Regions from separate parts of the Homo sapiens genome. Here region 1 is linked to region 2. Evidence: chromatin loops called from intact Hi-C (ENCODE). Cell type or tissue: dorsolateral prefrontal cortex. All regions are shown on one strand. Links, peaks and the distances in the headings refer to the core of each region. The heading gives the core; the rest is flanking DNA.

Region 1 (5,383 bases), core at 122-5,121, 120 kb after region 2:
TTTACCCTACTTCTGAGACCAAACTTCTCAGGAGTTTTATTACTATTTATTTAGATAAAATACCTGTAATCTTACTTATAAATCATTCTTATCTCTTTATTAATAAGAACTTCTTAATGGTCATTATTAGATAAAATACTCTTGGCCAACTCAAATTGCTGTGTGTCATTATAATGAATAAAACTGTACATCTTTATGAATAGTCTATAATTCAAGCTCTTCAGTAATTAGATTAAAATGCAGTTTTATTATATTTCAATTTCATTTTCTATAGTAGTGGATAAATGTAAGCCCATCCCAGTGCAGACCTGGTGTATCTCTCACCCAGATAAGCCCCTGTTTTTATGGGCAGTGTAAAGATGTACCCAGAACTGATTTCTTCAAAACAAGCACCGTGAAACAAATGTCTGATTCTTTGACCAATGTGCACCAGCAGCAAAACAAACAGGCCATTATATTTGTGGCAAAGAATGAGATTACAAAGTCAATGAAGAACAAGGCACATTATCTAGTCGTTGGTCTACATTGTAAAACAAAGGCACAAAAGTGCTGTTCATACATGAAAAAAGTCAAAGTTTCATGGTTCTCAGTGAAGTTCAATGGTTAGGGGATTCATACTGACTATAAGTTGACTTGTCTCTATTTGTTTCCCGATTTCTCTTAGCAGATGACAGGCTTTCCTTGGCTTTTCTGATCTTGATCTATTCAGCAGTGTTAACGAGACACTGGCCTGGTTTCCTCTCTGCATCCGTCAATTTGTTGCTTTCAAAATTACAGCTTGTGTTTATTCAGGACAGCTACAAAAGTCATCGTGTTTGAAATGCATGAAAACTTAAATTCATTGAAAATATTTCACTAGCAGGTTTCTTAAAATTTTTATCGTTGGTGTGTGATAATATTTGAAATTAAATATGACTAAAGAATCACATTGGAATTTTACAAGCATGTCTATGACCTAATCCTGTAAGTTAGCCTTTAAACTGTGAGGACTTTGAAACCACCATTATTCGTTGTTACATGAGATGAATCTGTTTTTTATTTGGTCATTTTTAGCCAAAAGAGAGGGTAAAATACTGTCCTTACTATGATCAAGAACCAGAGTGTGTTTTTTTCCCCCTTGCCTTTCTGATACTGTGAAAGACAGAAGTGTAGGGAGAACATGTAGAAGCCCACAGAGAAGTTTCCCTCTACCTTTTTTCTCCTGCCACTTCTGATGAATGATAACAAAATAAGATCCATGCCGGAGGATAAAATTCTCAGTTACCCAGCCCTATCCAGGATGAGCAAAATAGTCCTCTTTCTCTGCATCCACATAATGCTATTTGCTGGCAAATTTAGCTCTTAATTCGTTTGTTGTTTTTTCCCCCTCCAAGGGTGGGGAGGAGAGAAGAAAAAGAGAAAAGAAAAAGAAACTGTTAAATGCTCAATTGTCTATTAGTTTTAGCTTATAGATGCAACTTGATATGCCTTAGAAGCAACTAATTAGAAGGAACATGCTAATTAGAAGACTGACGTGCTTCTCCACTTTCGTTGATTTCTGGCATATGGGGCATCCTCCAAGACCCAGTTCAAATCCCTTGTTGGAAAATCATGACCAGCCCTGTCCCCTACCCCTACTACCCCAGCCAGCCAGTCCTGTCCTCCCTGATCCTTGTGCCCCCTTTCCATTTATCCTCACCTCCTTGAGGCTGACCTTGCTGCTGCTGTACCTGGCCAGAATAGCAGCCAGGCTAATGCATCTTTGTAGCCCAACCCCTAGTACAGCATCCGACACATGCTGGCTACTCACTTAGGGTTTGTTGACTGACTAAATAAATAAGCCGTCAGGAGCAGTCCATAAGGCAATCTAAGAACCTTGATTTTTCATCCTCCAGGGTAAACTGAAAATGCATCTACCTAAACTGCAGTGGAACTTGATATGTTCAAGGGACATTGTCTTTTGTTCAACTCTCTCTCCCACATCCACTGTCCGTGCCTGCCACTGGCCACCGCTGCAGATAGTCACTTGGGCAGTGGGGGATATATGGGAGGGGTTGGCTGGGTTGGTGACACTCTGAGCTCATGCCCAAGCTTTGGGGCTTCAGGCTGATAGAGGGCAAGAAGGAGACGCCTGCACAGGAGCGCATGCGCTCAGTGGAGGGGAGGGACTGCCGCGTGCGGAGCCCTGCTCAGTCGGCTTTCATTTTCCTTCCACCAGCACCAATTTCAGAGGATGATGTCATTGGACAACGACTCCATAATACATGCCAGTTATAGTAGCATCCCCACAGATCCAAGCTTAACTGTTCTCAAACTGTCAATCAAGCAACGTACAGGAGGGGGGAAAAAAAAAAAAAGGAACAAGTAAGTCCTGCTTATTCCAAGCTCTTTTAATGTTTCTTAGGTACCCTCATCCCCAACCCCGGGGGGCTCCCGGGACCCAGGAAGTCCTCATTCTGCTATGTCAACTGCAATGTATGCTCCTCTTCTAGACCCTACATTTCTCGGGGACTGGGGATGTTTCTGTGTTCCACATGGGGCCGAGGACAAGTCTCAGACACCACTCTGTGCCCTGCAAAATCACAAGTTCAGGGTCAGGATTATATTTTGGGTAGAAGACGGCAGGTAACAGGATTGTTGATGCCTCTACTGTCTAGCTGAGGGGACTGAATGTAAAACCCCTCTGAGCAGATCCAGGGACATCATCTCAGTTGGCCTGACCTGCACCAGGGAGTCAACAGGATCCTGGTAACAAGGTGACCCTGCAAGGCACAGGCTGTGTCTCAGTTGCCTAATGCAGCCCAAGAAATGCGGGAGCCTTGGCTATGAAGAGAGCAACATATTTGAGCCACGTGCCCGCTCCCTCCTCTTTCCTAGATCTAAACACCCTAAAGCACAAAGAAGAACATTGCCTTTTGGGTTCCAAAGACACATTTTGTAATTGAAGTTTCTGGAGGTCTAGGAGTGTGTTGGGGGTGGGCAGTGGTGTCGTCAAAATCCTACCCATTTCACTGCAGCTAGCCCAGGGTTGAGGGAGACACCTTCTCCGAGTTGTGGGAACATGGGCCTAGCCTTTCCTTGTTGCTTCAGAAGGCATCGGAAGTGTCCTCAATCAGGCAATTTCCTCTCGGAGGAACCCCATGTGTGCACACAATAAGAGCTCATTTCCTCCTATTGGCTTTTGTTTGAGTGGTTTCCTTTGATATGGGATGTATGCCACTCTCCTGCACAGTTATCTCAAACCAGGCATCCTTCTAAGCTCAACACAAGGCCCACTCCAATTGGAGTCAGACCCAACTCGCCTAACTCTGATGGCCCCTCCCTCCTTCCCACCTTAAATGAAGCAGCAAGTATCCAGGGCCCAAGTGAAATAGGGTTGGTCTCAGGGTTCTCCAATGGCTTTTGGGGTGCATGCCTGTGTTGCACACGTGCGTGTGTGCAATGTTTATGCATATGTGTGTCTTAACTGCTCAATTCCATTGCTACCAATCATGATTGTTTCACTTCATTACCTAGCATCAGGATACTAGGCACACAGTTGGATTTTAATCAGTGCTCTGAATGAAAGGACTAAGCCTTTTGAAAATGATTCACAATGGATTTGAAGATCTGTAGATATACTTTGATTTGGAAAATATTGAAAACCTTTCTCAACTGAAAGCTGAAACGGAGACTTAGATTTCAGAGTAGCATACATTTTTCTTTGCACTCCCTCCTCTGTTTTGAATTTTTTTCACGTTTCTGTTCTTATTTCTCCCTGTGTGCTGATCAAATGGACTCTGTACCACACTTCTTTCCTCTTGGTTGTGTGTGACCCAAATCTTATGACCCAGAGCTCCAGCAAACACCTAACTTGTGAAAGTATCTCTGCTGCTAATGGGTTCTCAGTGGGGAAAAAAAAGGACATGTGATATTGAGTCTTCCAACACAGGCAACTGGGTCAGCACATCCAGGAAGGAAGGGGACTTCAGTTCCAGGAAACACCTTGAACCAATCCTTACATATTCATGCTCTGAGCAACAAAGAGGCTAACCTTTCCTGAGGGACCAGAGGGCTAGAATGGAACGGCAGATATAATGGGAGTGTTTCCTGGACCCAGAGGAAATTCATTCATTCATTCAGTCAGTCAGTCATTCATTTCCAAAAGTTTTAAGCTCAGGAGTTTGGCCCCTGTGTGAGCCAGTTACCATCTGCTTGAACAACCTAAAAACAGCCCGAGTGAGGACAGAAGCAATTTTATCTGTGCCAAAACAGCTCAAGGCATGGCCTATCACGGAGCTCGTTCAAGTGCTTCATTTTCACACATGCACTACATGAAACTTTCCAAATGTAGCCCAGCCCTCCTGTTTTCAAAAGCAGCTACATTTCAATCATCCTAGAAATACTATGATTCCTTTAGTCTGGGTAACATGCTCCAGTGTTTTACCATCTCCTTCAAATGTAAACATTCCCAAAAGTCTTTTGTAGAATAAAAAGCCTTCTTGCATTTTGCTAAAAGAACAATGGGATCTTTGTGAGGGATATCAAGCCTTTAAGAATTTGCAGAAATAGTCATGTCAAAGCCCCTGCTCTTTCTAGAATTGCTTAGAGGGTCTATAGCATTCATTGGTGGTTATTCTCTAATAGCTTTATGTCCACCCCAGATAACTATATCTTATTTATTAATGTATATTTTGTGCAGTGTAGAAAGTACTTTCTCATGTAATTAAGTTACATGAGGTGATCTCATTTAATCCCAAGCATCGCCCAAAGAAGTGGGAATTATTACTCCCATTTTAAAGATAAGAAAACTGAGATTCAAATCGATGTCAAAATCTGCCTGAAGTTGTGCAGCTAGTCTGTGGCAGAGCCAGGATTTGGGTGCAGGATTTGAATGTTCTCCTAACCCCTGTGCCAGGAGGTCTGTGAATAATTTGTGTCAACATCACTGTGTAGTCTAGCAATAAATGTGGGTTCCTAGGCCCCACCTCAGACTCCCCGAGTCAGAATCATGGGAGGTGGGGCCTAGGATTCAGAAGTCTGGGGTGGGGCCCTGGAATCTGTCCTTCTAACAAGCTTCCCAAGAGTATGTGTATCTAACAAAATCAACCTTCAGAGTAACTTGGGAGAGCTTTTGAAATGGGTATGGAAAGAAAATACAACTTCTTCTCCTGGGGTTGGAGTTGGGTGGAGAGGTGAATATAGTCCAGAAATACAACCTTGTACCAGTGGCTACAAATCTTATTCTGGGTTTGTCTGTAGATGTGCTTGTCTTTTATTAAGTTTTCGAGTGGCCCTCAAGGGCAAAGAAATAGGTCAATCCATTTTGTCAGACGTGCTGTACATTTTGTGCAGCCACACATAACCAGAAGTATCTATCCTACAGCACTCAAGCAGCTAAAACTTATTTTAAGAGTTAGGACGC
Region 2 (5,383 bases), core at 244-5,243:
CTCCTTAGTTCATTCTCCAGCTTCTGGCAGAGTAGATCTTTCCAAATGCAGGCCTGGCCACTCCTCTGCTGGAAACCATTCAGTGGTTTCTCATTGCTTTTAGGATAAAGGTCCCGTGTGGTCTAGTCTCTGACTACCTCCCCAGGCCATCTTACACCTCCCTGGCACCATGCTCCAGACAGATTAATTTTTCTTTTCTTTGAACTGAACACATTACACATTTGCCCTATTTTTGAACTTCCCACAAGCTGTCCCCTTGGCCTAGAATAATCTTCACCCCACTCTTTTCATCTTCCAGATCTCAGGGTATATGTCACTTCTTTAGAAAATGCTCAATTGTTATTTTACCTACCTCCCCATGCCATCAAGTCAGTTTCTATTTTTAATCTCACTGAACTCTACTTTTTCATTCATAGTACAGGTTGAGCATTCCAGGTCTGAAAATCCAAATCCAAAATGCTCTAAAATCCAAAACTTTTTGAGTGCTGACATACCCCTCAAAGAAAATCCTTCTTGGAGCATTTCAGATTTCAGATTTTCAAATATGGGATGCTCAACTGTTAATGTAATCCAAATATTCCAAAATCTGAAAAAAAAATCCAAAATCTGAAATATTTCTGGTCCCAAGCATTTTGGATCAAGGGGCACTCAACTTGTACTCATAAAAAAATGGCTGGGCACAGTGGCTCACGCCTGTAATCCCAGCACTTTGGGAGGCTGAGGTGGGTGGATCACAAGGTCAAGGAGATCAAGACCAGTCTGGCCAAGATGGTAAAATCCTGTCTCTACGAAAAATACAAAAAAAATTAGCCAGGTGTGATGGCAGACGCTTGTAACCCCAGCTACTTGGAAGGCTGAGGCAAGAGAACCTCTTGAACCCGGGAGGCGGAGGTTGCAGTGAGCCAAGATCATGCCACTGCACTCCAGCCTGGGTGACAGAGCGAGACTCTGTCTCAAAAAAAAAAAAAAAAAAAAAAAAAAAAATTACGCCTATAAAAATCCGCTCTTATTTTTCTTTCATTCCAGTGTGGAGGGGGGTGTCTTGGAGAGCTTTGCTGTGCCATGCATGTGAATATCATTGGGATTGCAAATAATCCACAGCTCCTGTAGCCACACTGGGCTAGGATCAGTCATGTTACTTTGGCTTCAGTCCTGGATGTGGCTGAAATCCTTAACCAAATTAATTCCATGAGCCTCTCTCTCTAAGTGGCCTAATAGTGATGTGATATTGGAAATGCATAACTTATGCATGTGTGGCTCCCTTAATGCCAGATTCTGGTCCTGATCTTCTTAGCAAGCCCCATCTCTGCCTTTGTACAACACTCCCATCCTCTACTCTCTGCATATACCCTGTATGTACTTCATGTTATAGCTACAATGGACAATTTTCTATTCTTCAAGTACACTCTTCCCATGTCCCAACTGGGATGCTTTTCCCCCACTGATAAAATCTTGCTTCTCTTCAAACTCCTAGGCAAATTTCTCCTACTTCAGAAAGTCTTGTTTCTCCATATCCTTCGTAACCACCACCTGGTGCACATGCTGAAGGCAGAATTCATTGTCTCCTCTCCTTCACTCTCGAATAGCTTTGCCCAGACCCTCAGGTACTCCTTCATCCTCTGTATAATATTTGGTTTTCACCTCTTTATGAACTCTTTTGTATTCTCATTACTGGCTCTGGAACCCAGAACATACCACGGGTTCAAGGTATGTTTTAATGAATTGAATGGAATAAATTTTGTTGTGCTTATGCAGATACAGATGCCACTAAACACTGATCAATCTTTCACCAAGTCATGTGATAATCTGATGTAACATTTACACGTTTCTCATAATTAGGCTGTATCTGGGCACTGTCCCCTGTTCTACTTATTCTGTACTTCCAGTATAATGAAATAAATCAAGGAAGGCTTCTGTGGGTTGCCTTTGTTCTGATCAGCTGAAGCACTTCACTAGGCACCAATTCTATGAACAAAGACTTCTCAAATGTTTTCTGCTTCAGTTGCACAAATATTTCAGCTGTCGTATCTGTGAGCCAGAATTATCTGGGTAGTTCCACTTTGCGGTGTAGACACAGCCTCAGTTTTTCCATCTGCAAAATGCAAATAACCGTGCCTGCCACTAACAGAACTGCAACATCTTGAAGAATAATGAGATAATGTCTATAAGAACACTTACAGTAACTTAGAATAAACCTGTCAGAGAAATGCCAAGAATTATTATGCTGCTATTTTTGTAAGTGTGTGTGGTTTTGCCACTTTCCTAACATAGAAAAGAAAAAGTCTAACTACTTGGTTAAAATAATCCCAATGAAAAAAGAAAAAAAAAGAAAACTCCCACCCATGGCAAATGTGCTAGGCCATCAAGCAGGGCAATAATTATCTTAGCATAGTTTGGGAGAAGACTCTCATATTTTGCATAAAATTTTATATTAATATCTTTGCAACCTGGAGGCAGAATTCCTAAAATCCAAATTCACATTGTGTCAATGGGAGAATTTTAGTATCATATCAAAAGCTTTAACTATGAATGGTTAAAACAAAAATGCTATTTTTGTTTCATATTTATGTTTACGTAAAACATTTATAGAAAAATCAAAATCTGTTCATTTAAAAGTAATGGGTCCTCTATGTACCAAGTTATAATAATTATTTTTGAACATCTTCACTTGATTTGCAGAGGTTTCAAACCAACAATGATGAACAATGATTGATTATTACCATTATCATTTTAGAAATAAAGTTGAAAATGGGTTTATAAGAAAGAAAATCAGAAGCAAAAACTTAAGCTAAAATGAACAATAAAATTCCTGGTATGGGTTTAAGCGGGAGAAAGATTATTTTAATTTCCTTTTAATAAAATTATTTTCTCTTTCCTCATTTAAGAGAAATGTGAAAATTCTTAGCAGTTGAAATACCATTTCAGAACACTAGATCCACATGCTTGTTCACTCTGATATTCATGTCATGTAAGAAATGGAAACCCTTCTAGTCACTGTATTGGTGCGCTAGGACCCACTTTTTGGCTTCCAAAGCCCACTGTATTGAGGGTTGCCAGACACACTTAAGCTGTTCTTAAAGAATCCACCAGAGGGCGGAAGTACACAACCACAGCAGCCAATGTAGCCGTATGGGTCCTTCATGAGATACATTTCATCAACAAAAATCAGGTCGTTGCGTAAGGGATGTTGTTTATCCTTGCTTTGGAAATGTTTATCCTTGCTTTAAAATGTTTAAAAGGTGAAACATTTTAAAGTGATGATTCTTTCAGTGATTTAACAAATCAGTCATTGTTGGGTTTGAGAGTTAAACATGTGCTGGAGGGCTTCAGATTCTTTTGGCAGGCTTAGCACCAGAGCTTCATAGGTATTCCCAGGACATGGTAATGGCAGTAACATCCATTCTTCAGAAACAGGCTTCTCCTTTTACGTTTTTCCCCTCAGTATATTCTTCCTTAATTTTTTTTTTTTTATCTTAAAATATCTAGTGGCCAAGAGGTCTACAATGACACACTTTGTAGAAACCACACAGGACATTAACGTAAGTTTACCTTCTAGTAATTATTTTACAAATGTGTTATTTCAATTAGATTACATATTAAGACACTGCTATGCTGTAACAGCACTGGGATGTCACTAATTAAGGCTGTAATAGGGCAAAAGTGAACTCCTAATAAATACTGAATTAGAGATTTCTTCTACAAGTCTGTGAGTTTAAGACAGGTTCAAAACTAAAATAAGAAAAAAACACTGAAAACCACTTTGCTCACATAATTTATATGTTAACTAAAATATGTATTGTTCACAGGTTACTAATCCATTTCAAAGTGTAGATTTTATACAAAGAATATCACAGAAATATTTTACCTCCCTCTGATGTTAACTCTGATAAGCTATGGGATTTAAGGAAATGGATAATAAGCTCGAAAAGTTCAAACTAATGGATTTGAATCAAAAAACTCTTTTTGTTAGAATTGTTATTCATTTATATTTACTTTCATTTCACTATCGTGGGCTGAAAAATGTTGACTTTCAAAGAACTCAATGGATGGTCTTCCCACCAGGACTTAAGTTACCCCTTGCTTCTAACATTGACTAAAAGGTGAAAAACATGGTCAATTATGGTGACTATCTTTGCGTATGGTGTGCGTGTGTGTGTCTGTGGTTAGAGATGTCGGTGCAAATGGGGGAGGGATGACATGATTTATACTTTTGTTTTTTTACTTTTATCTGACTTTTTGGGGTCAGTTATTTAAAAATTCACTTTTATCTGCTTTTTTCTTTTTTCAGGAGAACTCTGTGGAATGTGTATATATAGGCGGGCCCAGGTGGTAGAATGTGATGTAAATGGGTTTGGTCACAGGGAAACTCAGTTCTTTTTCTCATTAGTTGTGGCACCTTGGAAAGTCACTTCTCATTTAGGGGGCCTCAGTTTTCTCATCTGTAAAACAATCAGCTGGATGAGGAGATCACTAAGAGTCCTTTAAACTCTAAGATTCTATGACTATTACAATGGATCTTTTAGTGGAATCATAGTTAATGCACATCGTACGTAATAGTATCAGGCATTGGCTTAGACACTGAGGATAAGAGCTCTATATACTTGTGAACTTGGTGAAAGTTGAGAAGGATGGAGAAAGAGATAGAATGAATATAAAAATATGAGTAGAGAATTGCTTTAATTTGAATAGCCTCATTGTTTTAGTGCTCTGAATAGAAATAGAAAAAAATGGTTAGTATTTACTGGAATTGCTATTTTTAGGTCATTCAGAGTTAAGGACAAATTTCAATTGTCACACATAAAAGGTCTTATTTACATAAACAATTTTACAGGGCTTGTGCAAATACAAGAAACCAAAAGCCCTAACTGCTGTTTCTCATGGGTTAAATCTGTCTCTTCAATCTATCAAATATTTGGCTTTAGAATCCTAACAGTCTTTAGCTATCATTCAAAGTAAGGTAAATACATTTAGATAGCTAGGACAACGATGAATTTCAAACTGTATTATACCTTCAAAAGCAAACTAGATGCCACCAAACAGCTTAGAGAAATGAGAAGAAAGCACATGACCAGAAGGGCACAGGACGTAGGGCAGTAAGGGCACATACCTGTTGGAATGAACGCGGCGTGTTGCTGCAACTGTGCGCTGGTGAGAGCCTGCTGGTAGTGCAAGACGCTGGGGTTAAAGACCGCGCTGGTACCATTGCTTTTTTCAAGTGCTTGTCTCTTTGGTAAAGGATGAAGAGCACCAGGGGGAAAGGCCTAGAAATGAAGAATTCGATAAGATATGTCTAACTTAAAGCAAACACACCTTCCATGTTCACAGAGATCATCAATTGCAACATTCTTTTTAAAAATGACAGCTAAGGAGATGCCTCTGCCAT

The links. Peaks named below come from ENCODE experiments on the same cell type or tissue, not always from the same donor. Only the 100,000 strongest peaks of a DNase experiment are listed, where the experiment ranks them.
Region 1: a loop joins it to region 2, with 4 times the contacts of the local background. A loop is called at or near these places in 12 of 110 quality-filtered maps.

What each region holds. Positions count from the first base shown.
Region 1 is chr13:97,239,720-97,245,102 of GRCh38, reverse strand. All of the region lies in intron 1 of MBNL2 (muscleblind like splicing regulator 2), which reads right to left. It overlaps LOC101927385 (a long non-coding RNA gene), which reads left to right. Exons shown (of 4, transcript XR_001749966.2): 4 at 2,198-2,249. Among named protein-coding and RNA genes, the nearest start is that of MBNL2, 20 kb to the right of the region's middle. In dorsolateral prefrontal cortex, for the core only: no CTCF peak of the experiment used is centred there; a DNase peak (open chromatin) is centred at 2,102; H3K4me3 peaks cover 5,000 bases; H3K27ac peaks cover 5,000 bases.
Region 2 is chr13:97,357,360-97,362,742 of GRCh38, reverse strand. MBNL2 (muscleblind like splicing regulator 2) reads right to left here. Exons shown (of 9, transcript NM_001382683.1): 7 at 5,108-5,261. Among named protein-coding and RNA genes, the nearest start is that of RAP2A, 74 kb to the left of the region's middle. RefSeq lists a silencer at 2,954-3,023. In dorsolateral prefrontal cortex, for the core only: CTCF peaks have their summits at 2,883 and 3,091 (motif pointing right); a DNase peak (open chromatin) is centred at 3,092; H3K27ac peaks cover 4,803 bases.